2 separate regions of the Homo sapiens genome follow, and region 2 is linked to region 1. Evidence: chromatin loops called from intact Hi-C (ENCODE). Cell type or tissue: PC-3. All regions are shown on one strand.

Region 1 (2,500 bases):
TAAGGTTTGCATTTGTTCCTGAAGAACAGTCCAGAAGTGGGAGGTGGGCAGCTGGCAGTCACCAGGGTCCCAGGCCCTGCCCTCCTGTGTGCCGTGCCATGCTTAGCACCTGGCTTTCATCTGAGTCTCATGGTCCATGAAGGTTGCTCAAGCTCTAGCTATTATCCCCATGTTCCAGGCAGAAAGAAGAAAGTTGGAGGAACGGACCAAAGGGTCCTGGCTGAATGGGCACCTCCTTAAGAGTTTTCCAGGAATCACCACCCAACGACTTCCACTCACCTCTCGATGGCCACCCCATTAGCAAGAGAATCAGAGCTTGATGGCAGGTCCCATTTGGTCCCCACAACATAATAGGACTTCTGTTAAGGAAGGACGGGAGAATGGAGACTGCATAGGCAACTAGCTGTCCCTGCCAAGGCCCACATTTAAAATGATTGTAATTGTAAAGGAAGTTGTAAAGAAATGTCTATATAGGTATAAGTTCCATTTGGCTTCTTACGAGCTTCCAAATGTTCTCCGTGTGTGTAAACTGAGTCTTGAAAGAGGGGAAGAGGGTTACCGAGGACAAGAGTGAGTGGGAGGCGACCCAGGTGGAGGCAGTGTGAGTGTGGGGCGGCAGGTTGGAGGAAGAGCAGGCATGCAACGGAAGCCTCTTACCAGATGCTCACCTCAGAGTTGGCATTTCTCACAAGACACACTCCTAGAAGGGGACTGTGAAGACAAAGATACAAATGCTTTTAGAGAAAGGTTGCTGCCAGGACCATGTGAGGGTGCCCATCTCACCAAACCTCCCACATTGTGCACTGTCATTTGAAAAATACTTTGTCAGTTTGACAGGTGGAAATATCTTGAATTTGTTGATGAAACTAAACATTTTAAAAAGCATTTTTGGCCACTGACTTTTCTTCTTTTGTAACACGAATTGCCTGGTAGTATCTTTCCATCGTTTTCCTGTCGGGTTTTTGTGGTCTATTGGTTTACGCAGCAAATATTTACTGAGTGCTTGGTATGTGCCGGGAACTCTTCCCGGGGCTGGAGACACAACAGTGAACAAACACAGAGCTTCCGCCCTCCAGGGAGCTGATATTCTGATGAGAGGAGATAGTGAAGGTAGAAACCAGGCCAAGATTTGTAAAAGCTCTTAGTAGATTTAGGATGGTAGTGCTTGGTCACGCAGTCTCTCCAGCTCGTCACTTGCTTTGTGGTTTTATTTGTATTGCAATCTGTCTTAGCTTCTCAAGCATTCAGCTTTCCATTTTAGCATAGTTTTAGGTTTACGGAAAAGTTGTAGACAGTACAGAGAGATCCCACACACCCTTCACCTGGCCTCCCCTGATGTTAGCGGTTTACATAACTAGGGTACGTTAGTCAAAACTGAGAAATTAAATTGGTACAACACTATTAACTAAGTTACGGATCTCGTTTGGATTCCATCAGTTTTTCCACGAATGTCCTTTTTCTCTGTTGCAGGATCCAATCCAGGATGCTATGTTGCGCTTAGGGATTTCTTTATTTTCATGTAGTAAAATCTATTGATTTATTGCTCATTTTGTTCTTAGAGAGTCATTTCCTATACTGAGACATGATAAGATCTCAACCTATATTTCTTCTAGCTTTTTATGGTTTCTTTGCCTTTTTTTTTTTTTTTTTTTTTTTTTTAGTCAGAGTCTCACTCTGTCCCCAGGCTGGAGTGCAGTGGTGCGATCTCAGCTCCCTGCAACCTCCGCCTCCCGGGTTCAAGCAATTCTGCAGCCTCAGCCTCCTGAGTAGCTGGGACTACAGGCGAGCACCACCACACTCAGCTAATTTTTGTATTTTTTAGTAGAGACGGGGTTTCGCCATGTTGGCCAGGCTGGTCTCAAACTCCTGACCTCAGGTGATGTGCCCACCTTGGCCTCCCAAAGTGCTGGGATTACAGGCATGAACTACTGTGCCCAGCTGGTTTCATTTTTCAAAGACTTATTTATTTCTTTAAACCTTTTGGAATTTATTTTGGTGTAAGCATCTAACATCTATTTTTTCCAAACCGTTGGTCAGCTGCACAGCATTCTATAATGAATCCTTCGTTTCCTCACTGATTTGTGAAACAACTTTTATCAAGTACGAAACACTTAGAGGTGCTAGTTTCTGTTTCTAGGCTACAGCTTACATGGACTTTTCCATCGACTGCTGTGTCAGTATCACAGTTTGACAGTTACTTTTTTTTTTTTTTTGAGACGGTGTCTTGCTCTGCCGCCCAGGCTGGGGTGCAGTGGCGCGATCTCGGCTCACTGCAAGCTCCGCCGGGTTCACGCCATTCTCCTGCCTCAGCCTCCTGAGTAGCTGGGACTACAGGCACCCGCCACCGTGCCCAGCTAATTTTTTGTATTTTTAGTAGAGACGGGGTTTCACCGTGGACTCGATCTCCGACCTCGTGATCCGCCCGCCTTGGCCTCCCAAAGTGCTGGGATTACAGGCGTGAGCCACCGTTTTTTATCTAGTAGGAAAGACTCCTCCACCT
Region 2 (2,500 bases), 93 kb after region 1:
ACCAACTAGATAGTACCCAAAAACATACAAAGTGCTGTGGATATTCAAAAAGAGATGGTATTTGAGACGGGCTTTAAATTATAAGTTTTACAACAGAAATTATATTCTGGGCAGAGAAAGAGGAGAGGACAAGAGAAGAGATCCAAGAGCTTACAGAAGAATAACATAGACTCAATAAAAGAAGTGTGTCTCCATGTATACATATGCAACAAACCTGCAGGTTGTGCACATGAACCCTACAACTTAAAGTATAATAATAAAAAAAAAGAAGTGTGTCTCATATCCTTTGTTGGAGAAACAAAAAAGTGTGAATAAATGATTAAATAATTACCAAGAATTTCAAAAGAAAAAAGGGAGCCAATTAATGTCAAAAGCTACAGCCGGGTTAAAGAGAGTAAATAGGGAAAATAAAGACAAAGTTATTCAATTTCATTTAGATCCTGGTGGCCTTACCTGACACTGACCTCAGTGGTGAGGTAAAAATTAGACTGTGAGGTATTCCGGCTTGGAAAAATAAAGGTGGCTCAACATAAAAGGCTCATCATGAACAACAACAATTAAGGCAAGGAGAAAAAGAGATCTAAGGGAAGACCTGAACATGTATGCTGACAGAGGGAAAGGAGTCAATGGAAAGATAACCAAGTTACAGAAAGTGACTGGAAACAAAAGCATGGAACAAGGAAAGCTGAGCCTTTGACAGGAGGGGCGCTTTTTTCCTCTGGGGAGGAACATTTCTTTGAGAGATAAGCAAGGGAGTTGAGGGATCCTGAGTGGGATGCGAAAGAAAGTGCCTGCAAATTGAGGAGCATGGGCAGTTGAAGGAGAGGAAGAAAGTCAGCAAGAGACAAAAAGAATTCTAGCATCAACGAGGGCTTATTAGCTGGACTCGGAAATACAAATTTGCAAAGATCCAATCAGCACATTTAGTGACTCCCTAAACCACCTCAGAAGCCTGGAAGGCCATGAGGAGACCTGCCTAAATAACTTAGGTTGCTAGGGCCGAGACCCATACCCAGCTAGCTCAGGCTTCTAGTTCAGTACTCTCGTGACTATCCTGGGTCCTTTTTCAACAGAATTCACCTAAAGTTGGTTAAATTTAAAACCTGATGGCCACTTTTAAAGCCATGTTCTTAAAACAATGTAATGAGATACTTTTCCTTAAATACTAAGACAATAAAATAAGAAATTTTTACATGTAAAACATCATCAACTGTGAAAAGTCAGAAGGATTAACTGACACACAAAACTCTGAATGTCACTCACCTGGCGGCTTCCGGAAAACCCATCTTGTAGAGTGTTACAACCACAGCTCCTCCAATGCCTAAATTATGCTGCAGAGCCACCTTTGCACCAGGAACTTGCCTCTTTCCGGCTTCCCCTCTCAGCTGCCAGCAGAGTTCTGCACACTGAGCAAGACCTAACAAATCGAACACAGAGCACTGAGCTGCTTCCACCAGCTTTCTCAAGCCAGAAAAGGGATGTTTGTGACTTTAAATTAAAGCATTTGATTAAGCCGAGGCCACGTTTGTGTAAATAGTAACTTCTCTTAAAACACCGAAGGGTTTTGCAGCTAGTTATTTTCTCTCTAAATTTCTTTCCTGCACTCTTTCAACTTAACCTGTCGTTTTCTGGCATGTTGAAAGAGAAAACACCGAATCTACAATTCTCTAGTCCAGGGAAAATGGCATAAAAATAATTTAATTTTACCATTTTTAATGTATTAAAAGAAAATAAACAAGGATTTGGAAGTTCACATTCCCTAAAAGTTTAGCTGGTATGGGAAATTTTTCCTATTATTTTCCTCCAAGTAGTTCCCAACAACAATGAGTTGTTTTCCAGACCTATTCACAGATATTCACAAGAAAGGTTCTGGATTCAAAAGGATAACATTCTGTCCCCTGAATAATAAAATCAAAGATGTTTAGAGCTGAAAGGAACTTACTGATGTAAACACTGAGAAACAGAAAGGTTAATCTGTGAATGGTTACAAAGCAGGCTAATTTCAGAGGTAAGGTTAGAACCCATGACTCCAGATGTATATTTGTTTGCCTTTCTATCGGACCAGCTATTGAAGGAGAGCTGGGTTAAGAATGTTCTATCAGGGCCGGGCGCGGTGGCTCACGCCTGTAATCCCAGCACTTTGGGAGGCCGAGGAGGGCAGATCACGAGGTCAGGAGATCAAGACCATCCTGGCTAACACGGTGAAACCCCGTCTCTACTAAAAATACAAAAAAAAAAAAAAAATTAGCCGGGCGTGGTGGCAGGCGCCTCTAGTCCCAGCTACTAGGGAGGCTGAGGCAGGAGAATGGCGTGAACCCGGGAGGCAGAGCTTGCAGTGAGCTGAGATCGGGCCACTGCACTCCAGCCTGGGCGACAGAGCAAGACTCCGTCTCAAAAAAAAAAAAAAAAAAAAAAAAAAAAAAAGAATGTTCTATCAGGGCAGACTGGTCTGCAGGTCTACTACTTACAGTGCCTATTCTTCCATACACATCCCCAGCCA

What was found. Peaks named below come from ENCODE experiments on the same cell type or tissue, not always from the same donor. Only the 100,000 strongest peaks of a DNase experiment are listed, where the experiment ranks them.
Region 2: it touches region 1 in a loop (2.9-fold over the local background); 2 of 110 quality-filtered maps call a loop at or near these places.

The regions. Positions count from the first base shown.
Region 1 is chr1:53,106,313-53,108,812 of GRCh38, reverse strand. All of the region lies in intron 3 of SLC1A7 (solute carrier family 1 member 7), which reads left to right. Among named protein-coding and RNA genes, the nearest start is that of SLC1A7, 35 kb to the left of the region's middle. RefSeq lists an enhancer at 2,365-2,500. In PC-3, no CTCF peak of the experiment used is centred here; a DNase peak (open chromatin) is centred at 1,062; H3K4me3 peaks cover 1,441 bases; H3K27ac peaks cover 2,500 bases.
Region 2 is chr1:53,013,807-53,016,306 of GRCh38, reverse strand. It overlaps SCP2 (sterol carrier protein 2), which reads right to left. Exons shown (of 16, transcript NM_002979.5): 12 at 1,264-1,417. Among named protein-coding and RNA genes, the nearest start is that of PODN, 47 kb to the left of the region's middle. RefSeq lists an enhancer at 1,407-1,496. In PC-3, no CTCF peak of the experiment used is centred here; a DNase peak (open chromatin) is centred at 1,386; H3K4me3 peaks cover 2,057 bases; H3K27ac peaks cover 1,158 bases.